Linked DNA regions of Mus musculus: regions 2, 3, 4, 5, 6 and 7 are each linked to region 1. Evidence: chromatin loops called from intact Hi-C (ENCODE). Cell type or tissue: heart. All regions are shown on one strand. Region 1 holds the start of Atp2b1 (ATPase, Ca++ transporting, plasma membrane 1). Region 2 overlaps Gm34346 (a long non-coding RNA gene). Region 3 holds the start of Poc1b (POC1 centriolar protein B). Region 4 overlaps Atp2b1 (ATPase, Ca++ transporting, plasma membrane 1). Region 5 has its middle 120 kb from the start of Gm40750. Region 6 overlaps Atp2b1 (ATPase, Ca++ transporting, plasma membrane 1). Region 7 has its middle 120 kb from the start of Gm34297.

Evidence for each region. A loop is a pair of places that touch in the nucleus more often than their neighbours do. Peaks named below come from ENCODE experiments on the same cell type or tissue, not always from the same donor. Only the 100,000 strongest peaks of a DNase experiment are listed, where the experiment ranks them.
Region 2: it touches region 1 in a loop (4-fold over the local background); 6 of 42 quality-filtered maps call a loop at or near these places.
Region 3: a loop joins it to region 1, with 3 times the contacts of the local background. A loop is called at or near these places in 4 of 42 quality-filtered maps.
Region 4: it touches region 1 in a loop (4-fold over the local background); 9 of 42 quality-filtered maps call a loop at or near these places.
Region 5: a loop joins it to region 1, with 5 times the contacts of the local background. A loop is called at or near these places in 3 of 42 quality-filtered maps.
Region 6: a loop joins it to region 1, with 3.0 times the contacts of the local background. A loop is called at or near these places in 9 of 42 quality-filtered maps.
Region 7: a loop joins it to region 1, with 2.3 times the contacts of the local background. A loop is called at or near these places in 2 of 42 quality-filtered maps.

Annotation. Positions count from the first base shown.
Region 1 is chr10:98,913,498-98,917,497 of GRCm38, forward strand. It overlaps Atp2b1 (ATPase, Ca++ transporting, plasma membrane 1), which reads left to right and starts at 1,655. Exons shown (of 21, transcript NM_026482.2): 1 at 1,655-1,874. In heart, CTCF peaks have their summits at 585 and 1,661; DNase peaks (open chromatin) are centred at 934, 1,494, 2,074 and 2,674; H3K4me3 peaks cover 3,516 bases; H3K27ac peaks cover 3,364 bases.
Region 2 is chr10:98,855,618-98,859,617 of GRCm38, forward strand. All of the region lies in intron 6 of Gm34346 (a long non-coding RNA gene), which reads right to left. Among named protein-coding and RNA genes, the nearest start is that of Gm34346, 25 kb to the right of the region's middle. In heart, no CTCF peak of the experiment used is centred here; a DNase peak (open chromatin) is centred at 1,954; H3K27ac peaks cover 524 bases.
Region 3 is chr10:99,105,954-99,109,953 of GRCm38, forward strand. It overlaps Poc1b (POC1 centriolar protein B), which reads left to right and starts at 1,129. Exons shown (of 12, transcript NM_027740.7): 1 at 1,129-1,270; 2 at 1,839-1,923. The coding sequence starts at 1,256. It overlaps Galnt4 (polypeptide N-acetylgalactosaminyltransferase 4), which reads left to right and starts at 2,182. Exons shown (of 1, transcript NM_015737.4): 1 at 2,182-4,000. The coding sequence starts at 2,462. In heart, CTCF peaks have their summits at 2,124 and 2,329; DNase peaks (open chromatin) are centred at 1,128 and 2,148; H3K4me3 peaks cover 2,966 bases; H3K27ac peaks cover 2,214 bases.
Region 4 is chr10:98,970,269-98,974,268 of GRCm38, forward strand. The region is part of intron 2 of Atp2b1 (ATPase, Ca++ transporting, plasma membrane 1); the gene reads left to right. Among named protein-coding and RNA genes, the nearest start is that of Atp2b1, 57 kb to the left of the region's middle. In heart, no CTCF peak of the experiment used is centred here; a DNase peak (open chromatin) is centred at 2,263.
Region 5 is chr10:98,682,870-98,686,869 of GRCm38, forward strand. No RefSeq gene overlaps it. Among named protein-coding and RNA genes, the nearest start is that of Gm40750, 120 kb to the right of the region's middle. In heart, no CTCF peak of the experiment used is centred here; a DNase peak (open chromatin) is centred at 1,532; H3K4me3 peaks cover 358 bases; H3K27ac peaks cover 1,306 bases.
Region 6 is chr10:98,993,705-98,997,704 of GRCm38, forward strand. It overlaps Atp2b1 (ATPase, Ca++ transporting, plasma membrane 1), which reads left to right. Exons shown (of 21, transcript NM_026482.2): 7 at 163-201; 8 at 942-1,103; 9 at 3,064-3,278. Among named protein-coding and RNA genes, the nearest start is that of Atp2b1, 81 kb to the left of the region's middle. In heart, a CTCF peak has its summit at 1,791; no DNase peak of the experiment used is centred here.
Region 7 is chr10:98,658,608-98,662,607 of GRCm38, forward strand. No RefSeq gene overlaps it. Among named protein-coding and RNA genes, the nearest start is that of Gm34297, 120 kb to the left of the region's middle. In heart, no CTCF peak of the experiment used is centred here; a DNase peak (open chromatin) is centred at 2,334.

The sequences.
Region 1 (4,000 bases):
TTTAGTTCAAGCAGAGATTACAGAAAGATGGGACAGGATACACATCTTTAAATGTGTGGATACAGTCAAGAATATCCTTTTTTAAAGTAGAAGTAATCATGAGCGGTTTTCTTTTGAACTGGTTGGACCAGAGTCGGCTACCTTTTACCGTCTAAATACTGCACGGTACTCTGCATGATTTTTTTTTTTTTTCTTGTTCCTTTCTCCTCGGGAAAGATGAGGGCAGGATTTAAGTATTATGAATTAAAGACCCACTAGCTCGCCACAGGTAGGAAAAAAAAAAAAAAAAAAAAAAAAAAAAGCAGCAGCCGCAGCAGCAAACCCAAAAGAGAAACACGAGGACTTCAAGCGGACCTTGCGAGGCCTGCTTGCACCGGCTAGAGGACACGGTTTGGGCGCTGCAGCGGGGATCCCCGGTGTCGGTGGCCGGGCCAGCGCGCCTACAGGGCGAGTGGGCTCTCTTCCCAAAAGGGAAGGCACTTTGGCTGTCGGGCGAGTGCGTCACCGTCCGGGACAGGAGACAGGTCCGCTAGGGAGTGGGCGCCGAGCCGCTCTCCCGTCCCGTGACCCGGCATCGCCTCCACCCGGGGGCGACTCGAGCGGGACCCCAAGTGAAGGGCGTCCCACTGCGGCGGCACTCGTCGCTCTCCGGCTTCCTCACGTTGCAGGAGCCGCCGGGCCGCGCGCCCAGGCACCGGCGGTGACGGACGGAGTCACCGCCCCCTCCTCCCCCGCCGCCCCCTCCCGCGGCCCTCCCCGGCCCCGACACGTCATGGAAACACAGACGTCAGAGCCCCGACGGCCAATCGGAAGCCGCCGCAGGAGGGGAAGGGAGGGGGCGACAGCGCAGGAGGGGGCGGGGGCAGCCGGGAGCCCGGCGCGCAGGGAAGGAAGAGAGGGAGGGGCGCGCGGAGGCGCGAGTCGCCCGCCCCGCACTACAGGCCACCCTTTCCACACCGCGCGCTGCAAGTTCTGATCCCCGCCGCCTCACCCCACCCCGGGCGCGCGCTCGCCAGGCGGGGCCGCGCTCGCCGGATCCTCCCCTTAAACGCCCTCTCCGGGAAGCGCCAGTCCCGGTCCGAGCGGCGCTACCTCCGCTCGTGCGCGCGCGCGCGCCCGCCCGCCCGCCCTCAGGCTCCCCGCGGGCCGCGTCACGTGACCGCGCCCAGCCAAGGCGGCAGCGGCGGCCGCGCGAGCATCCGCAGCGGTGGCAGAGGCAGCGGGAGCAGCTGCGCTGCCAGCGTGGAGCGGGAGGCGTGGAGGTGTGGAGAAGAAGGGAGCGTCGGACCGGAACGGGTGAGCGCCCTCCTCCCCCCTTGCCTGCTCGGGCGGTCTCGCGGGTCACCCGGTGCACACCGGGCCCCTGCCCCGGAGCTGGCCGTTGCCCCTTGAGCTCCGCGTCTGCGGACCGGTGTCCCCGGACCCCGCCCCGGGTTGCACCCCGCCCGTTGCTGCTGCTGTTGCTGCTGCTGCGGACGCCGGCGCGGGGCCGGTTGAGCTGCTGTGCCGAGCGCGGCGCGCCCTGAGCGCGGCTTTGCGGAGCGGAGGAGGCGGGTCCTGCGGGGACGCGAGCGGCCACTCGGCGGCCGCCGGGCTCTGGGCGGGGGCCGGCCGGGCGCCGCCTCCTCCTCCTCCGCCGCCGCCTCCTCGCGGTGCAGCGTGAGTAGGGAGCCCCGGCTGGTGGACGCCGAGTCTCTGGGCTCCGCCGCCGCCGCCTCCTTCCCGAGGTGCAGCCGCACCTCCGCGTGGCGCCCCGAACCCAGCGAGCCGGCTGCGGGCACGTCCCGCGACCCCTCGCCGCCATCCCCCGGACCCACCCGCCTAGCTTTCCTTGATTCTTCCCCTCGGAAAAAATGGTTCCCGCTGCGGGCGAGGTGAGTGGCGGCCGGTGGCTGCCCGCGGCGGGGGCGGCCACCTGCGGGGGAGGCCGGGTGGGGCGCGCAGGGCGCGGCGGGGGTCCTGACAGCTGGGCGCGGGGTGGAGCGCGGCGGGTCCCCGCGAAGTTGGCGGCGCCGCCGGGGTTCGCTCCTGCTAGGAGACCGTAAAGGTGAGGAGGCTTCCTCTCCGCGCGCCTCGGCGCCGGGTCCAGCTCGGAGTCGCCGTCCCGGTGGCTTCTCGTCTACACCCGAGGGCTCTCGGACTTCGCGGGGCTGCCCCTGCTGCCGCCACAGCCCATCTGAACACCGGTCGCCCCTACCCCGGCATGTGGTGACCTTGAGGGCAGCGGTGCCCCGGCACTCCCTCTTCCTGCGACCCGGGAGGGTCACCCATTTAATCCCTGGCTTGGGCCCCCGGGAGGTACTGCCCGTGCAAGGTGAAGGTTTGTCGTCGGCCCCCCGGAGAGGATGGTGTGATAGATGCCTGTCAGACAGGACGGTGACTCCCGGGGAGTTGAAGAGCCGCCTGGACGCTCTCTTCAGGTCTTGAGTCTGGCCCCCCAGGATGTTCACGGGTGCTTCCGATTCATGTTTATGTACTTAGTTTAAAAGGGGGAAAATCTGCTCTGTCCTCGGAAAGGGTCAGTAAGAAAGGAGGGTGGCATTCCTATTGCGGGGGTGGGGGGGGCGGAGGTGGCGGGGGCTTCTTCTCTATTTCATCTTGCAGGAGAATTTTGTGTCTTAGCTAGTTAGCGACCCCTGGGTCTGCGCCTCGGTCTTTGCCCAGGTTGGTCTCTGCACATTTCAGTCACCAGTTTACTGCGGGACTCTAGCATTGGGAATGCTTTTGCTGTTGCGGTGATCGGACCCGCAAGGGGAAGCTGGGGCTGGTCTGCGTGGGTAAAAGGGTCTGCAGGACCTTGGTAAGGACGCGAACCTCCTCGGTAGGCTGTTTTTTTTACCCTTCCTAGGGGTTAGAGCGCTGCAGACAGCCACCTTTGGCTGCTATGCATGCTACTTTTCTGGGTTTATTAATAATCTAATGACTCCTGTCGGTATCGATTGCTGTTCCTGATAAATTAGTTATATGGATTTTTTTTTTCATACGAGTGGAGGTATATGCATGTCTGGACTGTCTGCCTTTCAACATGGAAGGCTTTGTTGTGCTTCACCTCCCCCACCTGAGGACAGTCTTACTTTAAAATAAGGTTCTTGATCCTCAGCGTAGGTGTATTTTATAATAATAAGTACTTGTAAGGACCTGGTTTGTACAAAGCGCGCATAGGGCATCCCTTTGGATAGTGGCCCATTTGAGTGAATGGAGAGCCTTCACTTGCCCTGCCACCAGCTTTCCCTAGGGAGACTCCCTGTCCTTGTGTGTGGCAGAGCCGGATTGGGGGAATTAAAAGAGGGATTGGAAGGGGGAGAATCTGCTTTTTGTACTTGTATGTTTCATTTAGCACCCATCCCTTTTTTTCCCCTTCCTGGTCAGTTCAAATTTGAAGTAAATAGAAATTTTTTTTTTTTTTTCTTGTTGAGAGCTTTTGAAAGCTGGTGTAGGAAATTGGGCCTTTTAAGCCATGTTTTCAGGGAGATGTTTTACTTTCTACCGTGCTTTGGATAAAACAGTTAAATGGCTGTCATAAAGGGTGGATCTCTGTCCCGATTTTGGCTTGGGTGTAACTGCAAAGATCTTCGAAAAGTAACTGTTATTTCCTACCATATACTCTGCAAAAGTGAGTCACATTCGGGTGAGCTGAGGACAGAGCGCCACCTTTGATCTAAAATTTTGTTATCCCCCCTCCCACCCCCGATCAAATGATGAAAATTAAGAGTACGCCTTCATAATGCTGTCGTCCTCAGCCGTGTGCCCCCTTAGAAGTAAGGGAGAATATGTCTTCATTTTTCTATAATTTCAAGACCTTGAGAGGAATTTCAGCCACTGTATGGGAAACTACGGTGTTTTGTTTTTTTAGTTGAAGCTTGAGACCTTACTTGCCATTCTGAGATGAGGGGAGGAACAAATTTTGACTCGTGTTGTTAATAAAATAAGAGGATATTGATGGTCTGGATCAACGGAGGGGTGGAAGGTAGTGCGGCAGTGTTGTCAACGTTGTTTAGCC
Region 2 (4,000 bases), 58 kb before region 1:
ATTTTGCATTTAGACAAACTCTAAATGTGTACTGCCACCTCACCTAAAGAAGAACCATTATTTATTTGGTTTGGTTTGATTTGGTTTGGTTTGGTTATTTTGGTTTGATGAAAAGACCTTACTATGTAGCTGGTTTTGAACTAATGATCTGCTTCAGCCTCGTGTCTGCTGGCATTACAGGTGTATGCCACCACACCATGTGACAACGTATGTTTAATCCTCCTTTTGGTAGGGATAAAATCGAGTGAACCAACCAGGTCAATGGTTACATGCCATAGACCTGAGCTTGGGTTAATGAATTCTAACAAAGAATGGCCCCCCATAACTGAAGCTACAACTTGGGTAACTTTGTCAGGTTGAAACCAGTTTGTGTGAGTGTGTTTCTATGTGTTTATATTATTTTATTTTGAGGAACAAGACAAAAATAGGTACAAATGTGATAGAACTCAATTTTAAATCACTAGCATATAATTTTTAAAAAATTCATCTAACATGCCGTTTCAGAATCTTCTACTTGGGCATTCCCTTTGCAATAGGTCTCACCTACAAACAAAAGGTGCTGAGTTAGAATTTAGTGAGTACTAATTATGTCCATTCTAATTATATTTGCAAGGACAGGTAAATGGCCAACAGACAGAGCCAGAAAACTCCGGGTAGCATTTGGAAGTGAAAGGGCAAACAGCTTCTGACTTAGTATAGTCAATTTAAAATTTCCAACTTTACAATGGTGTAGAAGGGTAGATGCTCAGTAGAACTACACAACAGTTTTAAATTTTTGATCTTCTCCCAGGCCAGCAACAGCCTGCTAAAAAACTCTTGGGATGCCAGCTTCAAGCAATAAGCTCGAGTCCCCAGTCACCCTTGCAAGCACAGGGATAAAGATGGACAGTTTATAGTATATTGTGTTGCCCAGACGTGATGTTTATCAGGTAGTAAAATTATATTCATCTGAATTATAATATTTTGATTTAAGACGAATTTATTCCTATGTAACTCCATTGAAAGTCAAGGATGCTCCCAGTCAGCTAATGGATGGATCACAGGGCTCCCAATGGAGGAGCTAGAGAAAGTACCCAAGGAGCTAAAGGGATCTTCAACCCTATAGGTGGAACAACATTATGAACTAACCAGTACCCCTGAGCTCTTGACTCTAGCTGCATATGTATCAAAAGATGGCCTAGTCGGCCATCACTGGAAAGAGAGGCCCATTGGACACGCAGACTTTGTGTGCCCCGGTACAGGGGAACGCCAGGGCCAAAGGGGGGGAGTGGGTGGGTAGGGGAGTGGGGGTGGGTGGGTAAGGGGGACTTTTGGTATAGCATTGGAAATGTAAATGAGCTAAATACCTAATAAAAAATGGAAAAAAAAAAAAAGAATGGATCAACAAGACGTTAAAAGGAGGAAAAGAATATGCTCAGAATACACTGTCTGTAAGGGCTAAAGTTTAAAAGGTTAATTAAAATATTTTATATATCTGTAAAAAAAAAAAAAAAAAAAAAAAAAAAAAGAAAGTCAAGGAAACTCAGTATCATTAACTGAGCCAATGAAGGGTTGTTGATATATGAAGAACAACTACCAATAATGAGGTTTTCATAGACAGCTGACCAGTGAATGACCCACTTCCACCTATAACTGTCTTCTTCAGTTCACTGGTGGCCCTAACTACCATACTCCAAGTCCCTAGGAAGCAAATTTAAATGCTGATTGCTTGCAGTTACCTTTTAGGGAATTGACCAGACAAATACCTGCCTACAAAGGACTAAGAAACCACTGCTGGTCAGATGTTGAAATCCAACTGTGAAGCAATGGAAACAAAGGCCTTCATGAATTCCTAGAGAACTCCGGAGCTGGCACAGCCCTTAAGGAATTCTGAATTTAGGCCAGAAGTTTGGTTCTTTGAGTTGTCCTCAGTACTAACAGCCATCAGTCACTGAATGCAAGCTGTCCCTGGGGAGGAAGCACGGACTTACACAAGGAGACTCCCTTTGGCAAAGGACAATGGCCAGAGAAACAGGGTGATTTCTGGAGAGGAAATCAGCTGTTTGCCTCAGGAACCAACACTCCCAGCTGTTGACAGATAAAGTAAGTGAGCGTCTCACACAGAAGAATTGGCAGTAGGTGCACAGAAGGCCTGGAAGCAACAGGAGCCCAGCAACCACCAAAGTTCCTTGCCTGGTTTTGCCTGAGCACCCCTCCTGCCTTCTTAAGCCTTCTCTTGCCCATCTAGATGAGAGGGCAGAGAGCTGAATTCCCATTAATTGCTTTTTACTAATTATTCTGATTTCCTATTCTATACATTTATAGTTTTTTCAGATGGTATTTTTCAATATAAGGAAAGGGGGGGCATTTATGGAGATTTTTTTTCTGATTCACACATTGTTTCACTTAACCTCAAAGTCAAAATCTAATTTTTGTTGCTGATGCTGCTGTTGTTAAAACACTTTATCCAGAGGCATGGAGAAAGTTTGGGAGAAGTCCACACTGTCTGCTGTCCTCCACAGGGCAGATCTTAGAGCTCTCCCCATCTCTCTTTTTATATATATATATATATATATATACATATATATATATATATGTATATATATATATATATATATATGCTAAGGATGTCTTTCTTTTATCACTTTGCATGTTCACAAGGTATCTTAAATCTTATTTTCCAACACAGCTTTACCAAGTATGCTGTGGAATCTATTGGTTTACTTGTTATCAGAGGTCACATCTATCTAGCCTTTAAATACAAACTGTGTGTGCTCGCACTCGAGTGCATATGTGTGTTTGTAGACATAGATAGACAGATCACACAGATGTGTCAACTGTCTCTCAGATGCATCTAAAGAAAAACCCTCAGAATCCAATCTTATGAATGTCGATGAGACTGGACAGGCTTACTAACTTCTGTGATTAAATATCAGGACCCAAAACAAGCTGTGAAGGAAAGGATTTATTCTGCTTACAATTTTCTATCGCTGTTCATCACCAGAGGAAGACAGGACAGGAACTCAAACAGGGTAGGGACCTAGAGGCAGGAGCTAATACCAAGGTCATGGAGGGGTGCTACTTACTGGCTTGTTTCCCCTGGCTTGCTCAGCATGCTTTCTTATAGAATCCAGGTCCATAAGCCAGGAATAAATAGCTTCACCCACAATGGGCTGGGCCCTCCCCTGTCTATCACCAATTAAGAATATGGCCTACAGCTGTATACCTCTTAGGGAAGCATTTTCTCCTTTCAGATGACTCCAGCTTGTGTCTAGTTGGTATAAAAACTAGCTGGCACAACTTCTGTTATGCACCCTCAAGGAAAATATTTCGATTCCATTCTTAGAAGTTTCTATGTACCTCTTTAAATAGCAACCAGCAAAATTCACAATTAGCAAGTGTTCTCGGCTATCGAGCTAAGCCCCTCCCACTGCAATTTCATACCATTCCTGTTTTCGTGCTCATGACTTGAGAGGAGCCGCCAACCACTCTATATTGACAGCCATTATTTTTCATATGCTGAACTTTACTATGATGAACTTATGCCTAAGCAGTCTCTGACACAATGACGTACCTTATTCAGCTATTGACTACTTCTAAATTATTTAGTAATGTTAATCTTATTAATACCTTCTCTGTAAATACTCTCACAATGTAACAAAGTTCATGTTGTCCAATAGCATTTGATTTGGAAAGACAAATGTTTTAAGTGTTGCTAGTTCAGTAATCAATCCTTGGAAATATAGCTCTTTTCCCCCAGTGGGCCAGTTCAATCTTTGGGGTATCATGAACAGATGCAAATTTCTTGATATGATTCCTCATATGTGACAGTGTTCAATGTAACATGTTTCCTGATGTTTACAAAATTAGAAGAAGAAAAAATGAATAAGTCTGTCAAACACATTTTCATTATATGTAGAGTTAAAAAGAACTGCCCACACAAAGACAAAACAAAGGTCTAAATTCACATTTTGAGGAACATCTAGAGGAAATAATGATTAGAATTCATTTTCACCTGACA
Region 3 (4,000 bases), 190 kb after region 1:
ACAAGCAAGGGTTTAGTTCATTAGGCACTCTCCAACTGAGCTACATCCCAGTGCCAAGTTCTTGAGGGGAGGGAACTATGTTGGCATTCAGGGGTTTGTTTTGTTTATAACAAAGTTTAGCCCTTGGTGTCAAACATATAACAGATATTTAACATCCACCCATGTGTCAAACTAATACGGTATTGCACTTACATAATTGCTATATAGTGGTTAAGACTAAACGCAAATACAGCGAGGGAACCTGTAATTACTACACTTTTTATTTACACACAACATGTACCTTACCAGTTTATCACGACATTCCACTGCCAAGAAGTTGTGTTCCGTATGTAATTTTCAGCTGAGTCTTTTATGCTCCGGGGCAGGGTTTAATGCTGTTGTTTGTTGTCGAGGGGTATGAAGAAGCATCAAAATGTGGCCTTCCATGTACAAACTGCCACCGACAACATTCTCTAGCTTTGAAACCCTGTTGCTGAAGCACAAATGATAGTATGTGTGGGGAAAAAAAAAAGTCTAAAGTGGGGACCGTTATTGTAACCACGTGGTCTAGAAACTTTAAAGTTTCCAAGTCTTCCGACCACTTCAGGTGTGTGTGTGAGTTTAATAAGGCATATGCAAACAAGCGGTTGAGAACAGAATAAATCAAATAGATAATAGAATACTATTGAATAAAGAAAAACAGGGTGAACATGTGAATAAAATATTACCCATCATGTGCTGCCAGCATTTGTATCTATAGTACGTGCAAAACCAGTAATTGAACACAAGGAACTTAGTCCCGCTCAACGTCCTGTTACTGTCTAGCTTGTGCACCCAAGCTCCCCTCTCCGGAGTAGCCGAGTTGGGCGCCGTTCTCTTTAAGGTGTAATAGAATCCTGATTGCATCGATCACCGACTCTCCTCCGCTTCGCCACCACCGATCACATCTCTCTCTCTCTCCAAGTCCCAACCCGCTTCCCGACAACAACCCGGTAGTCCGCTACCTCCGAAGCTCGCGGGGCTCGCTGTGTGCGCGCGCGGCGGACCCCCCGCGGCGCGCTCCCGCCAGGCTCTCGGCTGTCGGCAGCGCGCGCGCGCGCGGCGTCTCGGGGCTCGTCTGGCCACGCCTGGAGCGCGGGCTTTGATTGGGCCGCCGTTGTTGTAGTGACCGGGAAGCGCCCGCACTCCAGTCTGACGGTTCCGGGCGCCGCACGGTCCCCCCTCGTCCCCACCCCTCCCTGGTCCCCCAAGGCCCCGGGCGCCGTCCGCTCCCCGCATGGCCTCCGGCCTGGTAAGGTCCCCGCCGCTACCGGAGCCGATCATCCTTGGGCGGCGGGACCGGGAGGAGGGGAACCACGCCGAGTCTGGCAGGCCTGGGAGGTAGCCCCGAGACCCGGAGCTCCGCAGCTCGCTCACCTCCCCGGAGCGGGACGCCGTGCCCGGGTTGAGCGGTGAGCGCTGCTCCCGGAGAGATCCCGGCGCTCGGGGCTGAGGCGGAGCTGGCTCCGGGACTCGCCGGCTGGGTTCCCGCGGCGCGCCTGCGTCAGAATCACCAGGGAGGTTTAAAGAGCGCGGGAGGCTTCGGCGAGCATCTGCAGCTCGGTGCGGTGGGCGGGTCCCTCGGCGGCTCGCCCTGGTGCCTGGGCTGGGGGTTCCTCCCGATGGTGGGGACCCCTCCGGATGGAAGCTGGGGCAGTGCCCGAGCCTCTCAGCCGGGTTGTAATGCCCACGCCTCTCTCGCTGCCCGCTGATGCTGCGGGGTCCTCCTCTTCGATCCCGGGGGACAGGCAACGTTGACGTCTGATGTCGAGAGCTGGAATTCTGCACCTGCTTTCAAACCTAACAACTTTCCATCCTAGGAGGATCCGATTCTGGAACGTTCTTTTAAAGGTCACAAAGCTGCCATCACCTCCGCTGACTTCAGCCCCAACTGCAAACAAATTGGTAAGTTGTTTTTGTTTTTGTTTTTCCTTTCTTTCTTCTTTCCTTTTCTGACAGTAACCAAAGCTCACTTGGCAGAAAGCCTTTCTTCCATCCCTGCCTGAGTGAGCCAGGCGCGATGGGATGTACCCGGCCACTCTGGGTCCCTGGGTCTTTGCTGGGTAAGGACTCGACTGGTCCCGGCCTGACAGACAACTTTCGTGAACTAACCACCAGGAGGAGTGAGTGGGAAGGGGAGGGGTTTGTGATCGGCCCGAGGAGGGTGGAGTATTGGCTGGAGAGTTTGTGAAAAGTTCTGAGACGAGCAGGAGGAAGTGGGGACCGACCAGTTGAGCACCACCAGAGGCCGGGGAGCGAGGGGGTCTCAAGTGACCCCTGGGAAACTCCGGTGTCGGAAAGGAGCCGAGCGCCTACATGAAAGGAGGAACCTTCTCGGAAGTTCGCCCCTACCTGAGCCGGGAACTCCAGCTTCAGGATCCGCGGCGCTTTCCCCGCGTGCTGGCTCGGTGGCCGCGTCTACACACGACCCGTGAGGATCCGGATGGCCGTGAGGTGGACCTGGGCAGGCAAGAGCTGCCTGCTGCTGGCCCTTTTAACACTGGCTTATATTCTGGTGGAGTTCTCAGTCTCCACTTTGTATGCCTCTCCAGGAGCCGGCGGTGCCAGGGAGCTGGGGCCAAGGCGGCTCCCGGACCTTGATACAAGGGAAGAGGATTTGTCTCAGCCTCTTTATATAAAGCCCCCTGCAGATTCCCATGCTCTTGGGGAATGGGGGAGAGCAAGCAAACTCCAGCTCAACGAGGGGGAACTGAAGCAGCAAGAAGAACTTATTGAGAGATATGCCATCAACATTTACCTCAGTGACAGGATCTCCCTGCACCGCCACATAGAGGATAAAAGAATGTATGAGTGTAAAGCCAAGAAGTTCCACTACAGGTCGCTCCCCACCACCTCCGTTATCATCGCCTTCTATAACGAAGCCTGGTCCACTCTGCTTCGGACCATTCACAGTGTTTTAGAAACTTCTCCAGCTGTGCTTTTAAAGGAGATCATCTTGGTGGATGACTTGAGTGATAGAATTTATTTGAAGGCGCAACTTGAAACTTACATCAGCAACCTGGAGAGAGTTCGCTTGATTAGAACCAATAAGAGAGAGGGGCTGGTCCGGGCCCGTCTAATTGGGGCCACTTTTGCCACCGGGGATGTCCTCACTTTCCTGGATTGTCACTGTGAGTGTAACACTGGTTGGTTGGAACCACTTTTGGAGAGGATCAGTAGAGACGAAACCGCAATCGTATGTCCTGTCATCGACACTATTGACTGGAACACTTTCGAATTCTACATGCAGACCGGGGAGCCCATGATTGGTGGGTTTGACTGGCGTTTGACCTTCCAGTGGCATTCTGTCCCCAAACATGAAAGGGACAGGCGAACGTCAAGAATTGACCCCATCAGGTCCCCCACCATGGCAGGAGGACTGTTTGCTGTCAGCAAGAAGTATTTTCAGTACCTGGGCACCTATGACACTGGCATGGAAGTCTGGGGAGGCGAAAACCTTGAGTTGTCTTTCAGGGTTTGGCAGTGTGGCGGCAAGCTGGAGATCCACCCATGCTCGCACGTGGGCCACGTGTTTCCCAAGCGCGCGCCCTATGCTCGCCCCAACTTCCTACAGAATACCGCGCGGGCGGCCGAAGTGTGGATGGATGAATACAAAGAGCATTTCTATAACCGAAACCCCCCAGCTCGGAAAGAGGCCTATGGCGATCTTTCTGAAAGGAAGTTACTAAGGGAACGGCTGAAATGTAAGAGCTTCGACTGGTATCTGAAAAATGTGTTCTCTAACTTACACGTCCCCGAGGATAGACCTGGCTGGCACGGAGCCATCCGCAGCATGGGCATCTCTTCCGAGTGCTTAGATTATAACGCTCCCGACAACAACCCTACGGGGGCTAATCTTTCGTTGTTTGGATGCCACGGTCAAGGAGGCAATCAGTTCTTTGAATATACTTCAAACAAAGAAATCAGATTCAATTCCGTGACTGAATTATGTGCAGAGGTCCCCCAACAAAAGGATTATGTA
Region 4 (4,000 bases), 57 kb after region 1:
TTAACATTAATCACGTATATTTATTCATAAAAGGAATGCTGATTGGTTAGGGTTGTAGCCCATTAGCAGAGCACTTACCTAATATACATAATCCATAGGTTGGATGTCCAGTACTGCAGAAGGTGTGTATTGAACTTCAGTTTCAGATATATGACTGACTGCCCTTCACACAGCCATATTTCTGTATTTTGTTGCTGTGAGTGACTAGAGTCTTTGTTTTCTAATTGTTGGATATACTTCTCCTACTGTCTTGTCATCTTTTGTGAGTGTGATTTCTCGTTAATTTGTAGTACATATTCCTTTATTTTGAGTAGTATGTTTCATTGTTTTTTAATTAGTTAATGAATTAATTGGAAATTTTGCTTCTAGAAATTCTGGGAAGAAGAGATTATTTACTCTTGACAACATGGTAGAAGCCATGAATGGTCTCTGGAGAACTGATTTAACAGTTATTTTCCCTTTATTGTGTGTGCTTTGAGGCAGTAAGTGAAATTACGCACTGTTTTTCCCTCTTCATGACACTGAGAATTAATGTCTCCTAAAATGTGTATAAATTGATCGTGATAGTTCATATACAAATAATTTTTCATCTTGAAATACTCTTTTAAAAGATTCCAAAACATTCTATTGTAAGCATATTTGTGTTTATTGTTACACAGTGAAAATGGCAGCAAACTTCATAGAAATATTTCCCAGTGACTCTTCATAGCTTTCACTTATTAGGAATATTTCACTCCAAGATCTTAACATTGTGTCACTGATCAACCAGGTGAATTAGGATCAACTAAGCAGCTGGGTTTGTGTGGCCCCTACATACTACTGTGTCTAGACAGTAAATACATGCCTTTTTGTTAGAGTAATCTTTATTCAGGGGCCGTGAGAACTGAAGTGGTTCTTCACACTACATGGGTTTTATTGCTGAAACTAAAGGTATCCCCTGTCCCTTCAGTGCATTTGTTTATGAGTCACTCCCCGACACGGCCTTTGAGCTGACTTGGTGCTTTGTGTGTTTCATAGATTCCATATATCTCCCTGAGATGGAAGGGTATTGGCAATTGTTGCAGGAAATTCTGAGTATAAAATGGAACACAGGGCCCCTAAAGAAGAAGCTAGAGAAAGTACCCAAGGAGCTAAAGGGGTCTGCAGCCCTATGAGGATCAACAATATGAACTAACCAGTACCCCACAAAACTGTGTTTCTAGTTGCATATGTAGCAGAGGATGGCCTAGTCAGCCATCAATGGAAGGAGAGGCCCTTGGTATTGTGAAATCATATGCCCCAGTACAGGGAAATGCCAGGGCCAGGAAGCGGAGTTGGGGAGGGAGGGTATAGGGGACTTTAGGAATAGCATTTGAAATGTAAATGAAGAAAATATCTTAATAAAAAATTTTTTAAAAATTAAGTTACATCTGGCACTCAGAAATTTTACCATAATATATATGTGCCTTAAAATTGCTCAAGTATAATATTAGAAAGTGTCTGCTCTGTGACAGGTACTTTTTAGGCCCTGGGCATATATCCATGAGTAAAACAAAGATCTGTACTTTATTCTCAGAGGAGCGGGACAGTTCACCATGTTAAATGTATAGTGTCTAAATTAAATACACTGTGGTAGCGTATTAGGCTTAAGAGGACAATGAGTGGAGAAGAGAACTCATGCTGGAGTCGCCTGCCTTAGTCTGGGTCGTCTGAAGGAGCAGCTCAAGGTTTTTCTTAGGAACAGCAACAACAAAAACACTAACACTTACATTACATAACTTTGTTGTGCTAGATTGGTACTTCCTTACAAATGTAAGTCCATTTTATCCTTAAAACTCCTTCGTCCTATTGTATGGGCAAAAAGAAGGTTAAACAGCTTGCCCAAAGCGACACTTCAGCTGTGGTATCTCTGAGACAATGCTTTTAACTGGCACAGGGGCTGCTTTTTGTAAAAGCTCAGCCCGTATACCTTACAGCAGGGTTGAGAGACCGAGAAAGAGCTGCTTTGTTCTTGTCTCTTAATTTTTCCCCTCGGTGGAAAAACAGACTTATTTTTGGAGTTAAATGGTGGATAAATGGTCTTGTGTGTCAACTCTGTCAGTAACAAAATGCCTGAAATAATCAATGCTGGAAGGAAGAAAAGGTTTTAGAGATTTTTATCATGATCACTTGGCCCATTGGCCTGGGGCTGGAAGGAAGCAGTAACTATTAGCAAGAGTACATGGCCAGGAAACTCAGGGAAGGGCCCTTTGGGAGGCATTCAGTAGCCAGGCTGTGGAGTTCCTCTCACACTGAGGCCCTTAGAAGCATGTCCTTCTGTCCAGGAAGCTGGGTTTCTTGCTTCCCCATTTTTCCTACCAGCTTACCACGTGGTCTCTAAAAAGGTACCATTTGAGTCCGTTCTCAGGAATACTACAAGTAGTTATTTGTAGACCAGTAGAACATGTTTGGGCCAGATGAAATTTTCCCATCCTTCTGATTAACTGTCATAATTCCTGAGAGGGGGATTGAAATTAAAAGTTCAGGGTAAAATGAAGGTGAGACTTGGAATGTCATATTTTTGCGGTATGTTTTAGAACAAGCATGTATCTCACGTTCCTCGGAGCTTTGTGCTAAAATAATCTGTTTATAACATCCTAACACCTAAAATTCTTTTAAACTGTTCTTCTCTCGTGTTTTACTTTCCTCTATCGAGTCTATTATTCCTGCTCTAAATCCCATTTCTCGGTCCGCTAACTTTCACGGTGGCTTCGGGTATCTTTTCTACCTTACCCCCGTTATCTTTCTTGTGCTTTGTGCTGGGTGGCAGAGAAGACTCTGCTGCAGGCTTCTGGATGCATGCCTCTAGCTCCCGTATCATATTTGTTATGTCGTAATACTGCACCAAACAAGGTATAAAAGTGAATTAATACAAATTAAAGACAGATGCTGAGTTACCGGGCGTGGCTTCGTGCGCCACAGAGGGAAGAAGTCAGGTGAAGCGGAGCTTTCTAAGTGATGATTATCAAAATGAGGCAAAAGAGGGGCTAAAGTAAAAACCAACAGGGGAAGCTAAAGACGTCATTAGGAACAGTGGCGGTGCATGATGGGAGGCAGGAGAGGCATAGCAGCTGTTGTCATTGGTTGCCTAGTTTCCATGTTTTAAGTGGCAGCTGATATTTGCTCTCCCTAGAAGTAAGTCTCTGGCACCTGTGTACTTTGACCTTGTCTCCATGTGGTGATACAGTTTAAGTCTTAGAGAAAATCGACCTTTCCCTAGGGATAAATCATTAGTGACTTAGGGGCTCTTAAAAAAAAAATGCTCTCATGCCCTGTGGTTTGGGCTCGGTTTTGCAGATTAGCACCAATGTTTGCATGGCTGTGGTGTGTTAGCATGTACGGTCTTGTGCTTCTGAGTTCCATGTCGCTCCCGCACAGCCTGGTCCGAGAAAAGGGTTGCTTGCCCCTGCAGTAGAGCATTGAATGCTTTCTCTGGTCACTTGTTTTCATTGCTTATAGATTTTTTTTTTAAGCTGTGTTAATTAGTTGTCCAACTCCGTAGCAAGCATATAACTTTAAAAGTCATACTTGAACCTGAAGTAACATGTCATTGGCTTTCTATTATGCTTCTAAGTTTCATTGTTAGGTGACAGTAGATCGAATTCCCTTTCTGTCTTCTGAACATATTCCTGGAGTTCTCCTTCTTGCTTCTGCATGTTCCTCCTCCCCCGTACTTTCCTGGTCTGCGGGTTTCTGGTGGTTGGTACAGCCTTCTGGGCAGTGCCATCCAAAAGCCTATTGATGATATCACAGGCCATCACCTGGGTGTTCATAGTTCCCATATGAACAGTTCCTGCCCAGGATTCTCCTTCGCCTTGAGGGTGGAGCCCAGTTCCTCATTCTTTTCCTACAACTCCGTTCCTGAACCTCTCTAAACCTTTCTGCTGAAACTGTCACCTGTGTGGCTGCCAAGTTAGAAACTTGAATGGCTTTGATTTCTATGTGAATTTTTTAAACCCATTCTGGTGTAGTCGTTAAGCCT
Region 5 (4,000 bases), 230 kb before region 1:
TTGCTCCATGATAGATTTCATTTATATTCCCTAATATCTACTTCTCTTTCACTTTGAGTTAGATGTGAGATTACACTTTCCATGGTCTGCTGAGGTTTTATGTGAAAATGTGATCGTGTGACCAGTGCCGGCTAAGGTAAAGTGAACGACACTCTGGACCAATGCTTTCTTAGCTTGAGTTGTGCTTGCCTTCCTTCTAATCTCTTGCTATTAGAACCCCTGAAACCTGGATATTTAATGCCATCATCACAAGGCAGTAATCCCTATGTGATGGTACAAAGCGAAGCACTTTAGGGGACCAGGAATGTAAAAGAAAGTTTAAGGTGGTTACTACAGCCTAATCTAGACTATAATGTCACATACAAAAGAGTGAAGAACATTGCCCAGCCCAACATCATAAAAATGATGGCACTATAACTCATTTAACATGCATTCCTTAAGCTCTTGCAATGAAAACTAGGATCTAAGGTGGGAGGATGGAGAAAGGAGAATTCTGTTGACTACAAAGAGCTCATTGTTAAACTGAAAAGGGAGAGAAAGTAATAATTTTATGAACACTTAATATGGAATAGAAGATTTGAAGGATCTTTGTCTAACCAGTATGCAGGTAAAACTTAGGAAACTGGTCCTGCCCGGTTCTTAATGTCGTCACTTCAAAAATTAACATGACCTATTTGCATGACTGTGTGTGCCTAGGCAACCTCTTAAAATGGAACGAAAACTTGATTTCTCTCTTTTAAAATACTGGATTGTGATTGATAGCCAAAAGTGGGCGTGTCTATGTACTCCAAATTCTTGGCAAAAACAACCTCCCAGGCAGTAGCTAGTGACAGACCTCTGGCCTTGCTGCTACAAGTTAGAAACAATGGAAAAGGAACCACTTCCCTGAAGCCCAGACTCCTGAAATGTCAGCCATTCTACAGATGTCTCTTTAGGTACAACGGGTCAGGAATTGAACTAGGTTCCTGGGTTGGACCAGTGAACAGAGCATGCTCCTAACCTCATTCCACAAGCCAACAGATACGGAGTACTACTGCTATTTGTTGCACAATTGCAAGTATTTAAAGAGCTATCAAAGAGATTTCTCTGGACCAAGCTGCGGATGGACCACTACCGGTCTTTGTATGGCGATACTGAGATTAATTAACTAAATTGAATTCAGATGAACCTAGAAGACAAAATGAAGATTACCTTTAAAGGGGACTGTGAATTAAACAGAAGTCCCTAGGATAAAATCAGTTCTCCATAAATCCTAGCTATTCAACAGTGGCATGGAAATGTTTGCTTGTGGGATAAAAAACAGCCCTCCGTGCTGAGGGAGGGGACCGGCTGTTTTTACCATATACTAGTTCTTGCTTTACCCGAGTCACTTCTCTATAAATATGAAAACACTGTGCTGGCGCTTCACAGTTGTGTTTTTATGTTTCCTCTGACATCTCTCGAGTCAGCCGTAGGGGGAAGCCCCTTCCTTCCTGCCTGCTTTGTTTTGGTTTTGTGTTTCATACCTTTCCTGGCAACAGGGTCAGTGTAGTTCTCTGGTTACCATAGAATCCAGCTTGCCCTCCTAAGCGAATGTCCCAGGGAAATCAGCAAAGTACAGGAAGAGACACACTAAAAGTCCCTCACGCTCGCCCGCCCGGATTGAGTCAACGGGCACATTCCATTCACACTCGTCCAAAGGGCTTCTAGGTGGGGTCCAAGCTAATATGAGTGGCAGCTTCCAAGTTTTATTGCTTCAAATTCCATGATCTGTCAAATTGGTTTTTTATCTTTCTTTGCAAGATTGTAAGCAGTTTAAATGAGTCTCTTTATTTTACTATTCTTTCATTTGCTGACTAACTCCTTTATTGCTTCTTAAATGAACTCTGTGGCACTTTTAACTTATTCCCCAGCAAAAGGGAATTGGAAAAACGTTCTTGGAGAAAATGGTAAATAGAATACAGAGTAAGAGCGAAAAACAGACTCCATTAAGAGTGAGCATCGATGGGGAGAATGAAAACCTGAGCAGATATTCAGCAACGAGCCATCAAGAGCTGAGATTAAAGCAATGCAGATTGCACGTGCAAAAAAACATGCATTTCTAGAGACGGGAAAAAAACTCGCACTTTCTCAGACCATATTTTGTATAATCCACTAATAACCTTCCAAAGAAACTTTTTTTTGTTATTCTTATATTTTGAATGGCGAAATAGAAATGAAAGGGGTCACAAAACCAGAAAGCACTTTTTACAGGGCTCCAAATCCCTCAAGAAAAAAAAAATAATAACATTTTTTGTTATTTCACTGCCTTATGAAATCAATTAGAACTTGATAGCCTCTCGGGGAGATTAAATTTTTTTAAAAATACAAAAGAAAGGACAATGGGGTCACAATGGGGACACGGCACAAATGCAAAGTTACAAAGAGACAGAAGCACATGGAAAAAACAAAACAAAAAAAAAAAAAAACAAGATTCTTTGTTCCATTTTCCGTGCAGAGGATGGTGCCCTGACATTCAGGGAACCAGCTCTGTGCTTTCTCTTGGTGAAGAAAACATAAAGTTCCCTGGAACAGGCCTGGGGTTAGTAGACACTGTGTCCTGCTACAATAGCAATAGCCATCGATAAACAACCACTCACAACTTTCTGTCTTGGTTAAGCTGTTATCTTCGTCTGTAAAAGGCAACGTGGGCTTTTTTTGCGGTGCTTTTAAAAGAAAACAGTCTGCCTTTGATGGAATGTCATCTTTAAACTTTGCTTAGGAGTGTGAAGGCATTCTGTCAATATCTTGGAAACGAAATCTCTGAGAAGCAGGTTTCTGGCCCTAAGTTACATTATTTACCATTGACTTTTTTTTTTCTTGTCTACAAAGCAAGTGGGGATTGCAAGTAAGTTCCCTTTCAAAGAATTTCAGAGCTTTTCATCACTAACATCTGAGTATATGACTTAGGAAAATGCAGAACTGCAACACTTGTATAAATTATTTAATGGGAAAGTGCCAATCACTAAAGCATGTCATTCAGTAAAGCACAAGATCACGAATTTTCTAGGTCATATACTGGCCTTATGACTGCAGGGAGGTCGCCCAGTTAACAAAGTGCTTTCTTAGCAAGCCCAAGGTCCTGGGCTCAGTCCTTAGTACCATACAATTAATTAATTATCTATTTTCATTTTCATTTTAAAAATTAATTTATTAACTCACTTTCAAAAGTGACATCATGACAAATGACTGGAAAGACAGATATTAAAATCTTTCACTGTGGCTGTTAAAATTTAAGTATATCTATTAACCATCTTATTAACTATTAACTATTAACCATCTTATCCCTAGAAAAAGTCTTAACAATGTATCTCTTTTATTTCTGCATTTGCAAAACTAAAGTTAAAGGTGATATTTAAACCAGGAATAGGGGCATATGCCTATATTTTCAAAACTTGGGAAGCTGAGACAGGAGGATTAGGACTTCAAGGCAAACCTGGACTACATAGCAAAAAAGAAGGTTAAATTTAATAAAACATATTAACAATATTTTAGAATGCAAAATTCTCTGCTTTCTAAAAATGGCTTTATAGGGTCAGCTGTTAACACCCTATCAGAAGGTGAGTAGAGTCTGCCCATGTTGGACATTCAATGAAACTTACCAGTTTTCCTTTATGTACAATAGGAGTCAACCCACAATCATGGATGGAGGTTTTATAGACCATAAAGTAAACAATCTGTGTAAGATGGCTGAAGGTTTATAATTATTAACCAGGCAGAACCTGTGGACTCAATGTCTACATACACCTGCTTAGAAGAAAGAAAGAAAAAAAAGAACTGTTATCTTTCTATATCTTTTTTTTTGGGGGGGGGGGGTCCAGACAGGGTTTCTCTGTATAGCCCTGGCTTTCCTGGAACTCACTTTGTAGACCAGGCTGGCCTCAAGCTCAGAAATCTGCCTGCCTCTGCCTCCCGAGTGCTGGAATTATCTTTCTGTATCTTAAATACTCAATATAGGTTTCTGAATTACTATTTCAGAAGA
Region 6 (4,000 bases), 80 kb after region 1:
AGGAAGTGGTGGACGGGGTCAGCAAGCTGCTGTTTTCTGTTTGTACACCTATACACCGCTGTGTAACAATTCTCTTATAGAAATGTGAACTACCTCTGCATAATTTAGTGTGGCCGTATTCATTTCTTTTGGAAAGCTTTAATTCCCATTTTGTTCTTACAGATAAGAAACAAGATGGAGCTATTGAGAATCGCAACAAAGGTAAATTCAAGATGATTGAAAAGTACAGTTAGCTTGTTTTCTTTTACCTCCAAAAATAGATCTGCTGTGTACTATATTTATCCAAAATTAGGGAGCATGACAGGGGACGTCAACAGCGTTAACTTGGATTAACCTCTCTGGCCACTGCTGGAGTCATGCAGAAGAGAGTGTTAATTACGATCTGTGCTGCCGTGCTCAGGTAGCTTTCCTAAGGGTTGCAGAGTGCTTTACATGCCTGAAATGAAATAGTTGGTAGAAAAAAATCTGTGTAGTGTAAAGTACATTTAAACATAGGCATGTTTTTCTAATGTGTAATCATATACAATATTCTACATTGGATCATAAATTACATGAGTAGGATCTGTAGTCTTCATCTAACCTCGTACCTAACATCACACGAAAAGAAAGAAATTTAGTATTCTTTATTCTTAGTTTAAGGACTGTATATGCTTTATTCCTGTCACTGAAGGTGACATCCTTACATCTGGAACAGTACCACAGGCTAATCTCACTGTTGTCTTATTCACTCTGTGTAGCCATCCCAATACACACACATACACACACACACACACTCTCTCTCTCACACTTACACTTGAATGTTTATAGTTCAGTCTTTTTCTATCAGAAACTGATTTTATAAAAAGAAGAAGAAGAAAAGAAAGAAAAAGAAAAAAGAAAGAGTTTCGAAATGTTTATCATGCCTTTACAATACAACCAAATTGTGTTTTCTCTGAACTTAGCAAAAGCCCAGGACGGCGCGGCCATGGAGATGCAACCTCTGAAGAGTGAAGAAGGAGGGGACGGTGATGAGAAAGACAAGAAGAAAGCAAATCTGCCAAAAAAGGAAAAATCCGTGTTACAGGGGAAACTCACAAAGCTGGCTGTTCAGATTGGCAAAGCAGGTACGTACGGCAGGCATGGGAGAATGACAGAAGGAAGGGTGTTTGTTCTCAGATACCTGTATCTGCTTTAAAAGTGGCTTTTTTTTTTTTGGTAGATATTTTTAGATATTTTCTTTATTTAGATTTCAAATGTTATCCCCTTTCCTAGTTTCCCCTCTGAAAATCCCCTATCCTCTCCCACCCTCCCCCTGCTCCCCAACCTACCCACTCCCACTTCCTGGCCCAGGCATTCCCCCATATTGGGGCATAGAACCTTCACAGGACCAAGGGCCTCTCCTCCCATTGATGACCGACTAGGTCATTCTCTGCTACATATGCAGCTAGAGCCACAAGTCCCTCTGTGTGTACTTTTTGGTTTAGTCCCATGGAGCTCTGGGGTTACTGCTTAGTTCATATGGGAGCCTGATGTATCTGTCTCCTGAGAGGCTCTGCCAGTGCCTGGCAAATACAGAAGTGGTTGCTCACAGCCATCCATTGGACAGAGCACAGGGTCCCCAATGAAGGAGCTAGCGAAAGTACCCAAGGAGCTGAAGGGGTTTGCAGCCCCCTAGGAGGAACAACAATAAAAGTGTCTTCTGCCACAGCGAGGGCATTTTGGAGGCATAAAGGATATTAGAAGAATATTTTTAACTTTTGAATTATCATAGACTCATAATATGATTGCAGTAGACAGACCCTTACTCCGCCTGCTGGTGAGGTAATTGGTGGCCAAGTTGAAATTAGTCCCCAAGTTTGTTTAACCTACAAGTCCGTGCAGTCATGTCTAAATTTCTAGGGTTAGAAATGAAGCCAGGCAGTGGTGGCAGAGGCAGGTGGATTTCTGAGTTCAAGGCCAGCCTGGTCTACAGAGTGGACTCCAGGACAGCCAGTGCTGCACAGAGAAACCCTGTCTCAGAAAAAAAAGAAAAAAGAAGAAGAAGAAGAAACGAAAAGGGTCTGTCAGGGAGACTGTTTAGCAGATTATCGAACCCTAAACGTTTCTTGCACGCACTCTGCTCAGCCTTTTATTGGCTGTCTGTGAAAAAAAAAAATGTACTTTTCTGAACACAGACATTGTGTTCATCTGAGGATACTTAGAATTGTGAAGCTGATTGGCTGAAATGCTGCCTTCGCTAGACAGCAGCACCTATGGAACCAACGCTGCTTTTCAGAGGAGAGCCCGTGGTAAGACAGCGACGCCAGCATTGTCGCCTTTTGACAGATGCTGTATGCAATATGCATGCATTCTGAGAGTCATGCAGACAGCATCACTGGACAGCTAGGCATATAATGGGCGAAGCAGCCTGCGCTCTATACTCAGTAGGCGTATTCCCTAGTAGCAGATACAGTGCATATCAACTGACTCATACTGTAGGAAAGGGTGTTCTTGTGTAGTGATAGCTACTTGAGTAGCTACTAGGTAGGATATTAGACCCAGATGTCTAGACTTGCTTGATGTTTTAATACTCATTTGTAACACATCTCATAGGGGCTCGATGTTTTGTAATACGTAGTTAACATTCCTTTTTCGGAGTTAATGAATCAGTGATGATAGACCAGTGATCCAAGTAGTGTAATTTTATGTGTATATTTTAAAACATGGAGTTAATTTAATTTCAAGACTGTTAAGTTGACCTGTCTTCCTAACGTCTCTCAGAACGTTGAACATAGCGAGCAGCAGCTTGCACACTGACCTGTGGGAGGTCACTTGTATTTGCTTCTTAAATTTGTCTCCACCTTAGACAAGGCGCACACAAAAAAATCCCAAAAAGCTTGTCTCTCAGTTCTCTGGGGTCAGGGTTTAAGTCTGGAGAGTGTCTGATGTGATATGTCAGTACACCCTGGAGAGAACAGCTGCTCAGGAAAATGGAAAAAGAAATATCTTAGCTGGTTATAAGAATAGCCTTATAGTGCTATTACAGAGTTGCAGTGGGTAGCGGCTGCTACATTTAAACAATTGTCCTGTTTCCTGCCTGTATAGGTCTGCTGATGTCTGCCATCACAGTTATCATCCTAGTGTTGTATTTTGTGATCGATACCTTCTGGGTTCAGAAAAGACCATGGCTTGCAGAGTGCACACCGATCTACATCCAGTACTTCGTGAAGTTCTTCATTATTGGAGTCACAGTTCTAGTGGTCGCCGTGCCGGAAGGTCTTCCGCTGGCAGTCACCATCTCACTGGCTTACTCAGTCAAGGTTAGTGATGGATAGTTAAGTAGCCCTATTGTTTAAAGCCTCCGCTGGTTAGAAAATACACGCCCAGGGCATCCTTTTCTGGCCTGGAAAGTGGAGGGTTTCCATTTCCTTAAAAATGCAGGCAGTGATTCCAGGACTTCTGTGCACAGAGCCGCTCACTTCACGAGGAGCAGCAGCCTTGTGAGGTCTCACCGCACCCTCTCTCCCACTCATAAAGTTGAGGTCAGGGTGTGTGCAAATCAGGATTTGGCACACGAGGCAGGATGCTGAGCTTGGGCCCAGTTCCTCAGCCTTGTTGTTTCTGCTTTGCTGTTCCTACAAGGAAGTCTTCCATATGTGGGCAGATTTATATTTCCAGAAACAATTCAGATAATATTTGCATGTGTAAAATCTTTTGCCTCCCTTCCTATGGCTCGCAGAGTCCTGCTCATTCTGGCCCTTGCCCATTGTGCCTATCTGCCCTACCCACTCTCCCTCTGGTCCAACCTTCCCTGCTGATGTTGAGACATGCCATCTGGGATTTGCCTTTCATAATGGGTTTGCAGGTTACTCTCAACAGAAGGATGCTGCTCTTGTAACTTGGGAAGGTAGTTACCATTTCTCCTTAAAGAACATTTCTGACAATGAGAAATCTAACCGTCTTCTTCCGTGCTGACATTCTCCCTTCAGTGTTCTAAATGTTTTACAAACGGCCAGTTATAAGAATTTGTTTGGCTTACTGT
Region 7 (4,000 bases), 250 kb before region 1:
GTGACATTTTGCTACGGGATGTTTTCGTTCCTCATATACTCTGGCTATCAAACCCTGTCTGGTGTATGGTTTATCAATATTTTCTTTCATTCTATAGATTATCTCTTCACTCTGTTGATTGTTTCCTTTGCTATATGACAACTTTCATTTGACATCATACTATTTCCTTTGGTCCCAATACTTAGGAAGAATTACCCAGAGAGTCTTCATCAATTACAATGTCATGTCTCGGACTTCTTCTGCTGGCTCTGTATTTCTGCTCTGGCATTTTCTTTCCAATTCATACTCAGTTGATATTTTCAAACACGCTGAGAGAGAAGGGTCTAGTTTCATTCTATATACATATACCCATTTTCTCAGTACCCTTTACTGAAAATACTGTCATTTTAGTATTGCTCTTCCCAGCATCCTTGCTGAAGATAAGTTAGCAGTGCATATATGGGTTTGTTTCTTGATTTTCTATTCTGTTGCAATGACCTTAGACCTTGTTTTTGTGCCAGTATCATGTATTTTAATTATACTTGTTTTGTACTATATTTCAGAACTGGGTAGTATAATGTCTTCTGTTTTATTCCTGTAATTAAAAATGTCTTTGGCCATTTGAGTAGTTTTTGTGTGTAAGAATTTTGGGATTTTCTTTTCTGTTCTATGAAGATTGTCACCAGCGTTGATTATGACAGGGCATCACTGCATAGTATAGGCCAGCCTTGAACACACCATGTAGCCCAAAGGAACTCATGATCCTTCTGATTTATTCTTTCAAGTGCTGAGAGTATGCAGCTGTATATCGCCACTCCATATCTGTCATTGGTATTTGCTAGGAATTGACTTGAATCTCTATGCTGCTTTGTGTAGTATGCATATTTAAATGACTTTGATTCTTCCTATCCATACATATGAAATGTACTTTATTTTGCCAGTCCTCCTCAATTCCATTAGCTAATGTCTTGTAGTTTCCATTGTGAAGACTTCTTAGTCCTTTGATTAAATTCATTCTGCTCTTTTGTTTTGTTTATATAGCTATTGTAAGTCTGACTGCTTTCTTAATTTCTTCTCCAGATGTCCACAAATGGAATATAACGATGCTACTGATTTTTTATGCTGGTTTACATGCTGCAATTTTGCTAATTTTCTTTATTAACTCTAGTAGATTTTAGTGGAGTCTCAAAGGTTTTCTACACAAATCGTATCCTCTATAAAGAATGACAATTTGGCATCCTCTTTTCCAACTTAAACACCTTTCATTCTTTCTCTTCCCTATTTGTTCTAAATGAACTCAATTTAATCTTGTTTAGTCCTTCCCCCTTTAGATTTCAATGACCTCACAATTTGAAAATAAGACTTAACTATTTTTTACATATACATATCATTTATTCTACTGGATACGGAGCTCCATAAGGATAAAGAGAGCTTCTTTTGCATTTTTATTAAAGACATGATACTAAAAGGATTCTGGATAGAGATCCAGAATAAGAAAAACCTGCAGGAGTTCCAGACAACCATAAGCCTTTTCTAGATTTCCATAAGTGGCTGACCCTTCTTCCTGAGTTGTTCTTCTATAACCCATTCTTTGTCCTGCCATCTTATATAACTTACATTTAAATCAGCAAGCTTTGATTATAAAAGGGCCAAGCAGTGCATCTCGCTGTTGTGATCCATGTGGCTGGTACAGGTTGTACGTGTTCAATTTTTCCTGAATAATATGTCAACTGCTCTTGGCACAGGCTTGTGAAACTCTTGTTTTAACAAATATCAAATTGTTCATTGAATTTATATTACACTCTATCATTTTAAATGGTGGTTTTTATCTTTCCAAAAGGCCTGGAATTAAATGACTTTTTCTCTTATTATAACTAATATCTTTCAATCTCCTCCTGTGTCATTGCACCATAATGCCTGTTATCCACCTTTAAAAATCTGAGCTCTCTTCCAAACTCTAGTTCACATAGCTCAACTTTTATAGAAATCTCTCTGAGACTTGAACAAAAGCTAGTTATGAATTCTTCTATCTTACACTTAGTAGTGCAATTTGAAATAACAGTGTGTGCTTACACAGTTGCCCCACCCACTATGAAAGGAGTTCTATTCAAAGAGCAGAGGTTGTCTCAGTTGTCTCCTTAGTCTTCAGGTATTGGCACACAATGAGCATTCATAAAATGTTTTTGTACTTGTATCATGACTATTCCCAACTGAGAAATGCAGTCACTTCCCAAGACCCAAAGACATGTTTGTCTCAGACTTGGTCAGATAACATCAGGCCAAGAAGTCAGGGAGTGGCAGTGAAGAGCAGCAGCCAAGGATCCTGGTCAAGAAGTGCAGAACTGGTTCTTTGTGCTATGCTCCAAGCACTGGGAGGCAATAATTGCCTTTTCATTCATTTTCTAAAGAATGGAAAATTGCATGTCTTGCCAAGTGGCCTTGCAGATACTTCCTCATGCAGATTAAGCACTCAGTGAAAGCAAGCTGTGGGCAGGTATTACAGAGATTAGCTTGACTGTGGGTGGCAAGCCGCTCAGACTTGATGCTGCACCTTGTTTACACTAAGAGGGGAGAGGAAAGGAAAGGTCTAGGAAGGGAGGCAAGAAAAAAACCAAAATGGAAAGAAAGCACTTTGTTCTCATCTAGAAGTGCATGGAAATGCCATTCACAGAAGGCCAACGTGAAAGAAGTGAGAGACAAAGGCCTGAACACTACTTGCCCCCAACCTTTTATTCATAGCATCCATGGAGGTCATTGTCTTCCCTAACCCCACCACCTTCTTCTTCCCCACCACCCAGTCTATCACAAATGTATCCCTGCCTTTTAACAATGTCTATAAAAGAGAGAAAAGTCTACATGAACATGCCCAGAAAACCAGAGGTGAAAATAATTATAACCCACTTGTGAAGTGCAGGTTCAACTCCAATGCTTACATTCATTAGAAGCTGTCTATCTACAGAAGTTACATCTGTCTGGGGACAGTTTTCTTTTTGAAGTATAAATTCTGTATATTCCTCGACACCTAAATGTCAAAACTTAACATCTAACTTCAATACTACTCGCTCAGATTAGAGAAGGGAGAAAGTCGCAATGAAAAGTAGCATATCTATCTTTAGGTTTGAATTTTTTTTAATTTTGGGGGATTGGTTTGGAGGACATGTGATGTACATGCTCCATGGCCCCTTCTCTGCATCACCTTGTGAAGATCAAGATCAACATCTGTTTCATTGATCTGACTAGAAGAGAGAACTGTATGCAGAATTCAAGCCAAAGAGAAACCTATTCAACAGGCCTGGAATACCCAGGCTGACTTTCTACAGTGATTAAATTGCCCACATAACTCTTTAATCTCCCTCCTAAATGCTATCAAAACAGAACTGTATCCCTGTTTTATCAGCTATAAAAGAGAGCTTACTCACTTAAATAAGCAAAACTTCATTCTTAGTCCTCAGAGCAAGCCTGGGAGTGTGGTCCACACAGCAGGAAACTGACATGTGAGGGCTTTTGGCCATGGACCATCTCTACTGTTAGATTCTGCCAGAAAAGCTATATATAAATCCTGAAATTCACTTTTGGGGGAGTGTTGCTGAGCTGGGGAAGAAAAATTGAAAAATAAATGAAGAGATCAGTCCACAAGGTTATACAATCATCTACATAACAGCACAGTGATTCAGAGAAGACCAGAGATCAAGCCTGACTCTTCTGACCTCATTAATTAAACTCTGAAAGACCTTGTGTTAATTTACATTAACCTCCATGTCTTCTGAGCTCATCTTTAAAGTGGAATACTTTTCTCTACCTTGATCACATACTTCTGGAAAAAGTCAAAATACAAATGTCCGAAAATTATTCTCTTTGCTGTTATTACCGATGTATTCTGAAGGTAAATAATTGATGTAGGCAAAAAGAGATGGGTGTCTACAAAGCCCCTAACCTTTCTGATGTGAGATATATCAGGCTCTTATGTACTCAGTCAGACTAGAGGTTCATCCATTACATAGGACACAAACCATCTGAGGAA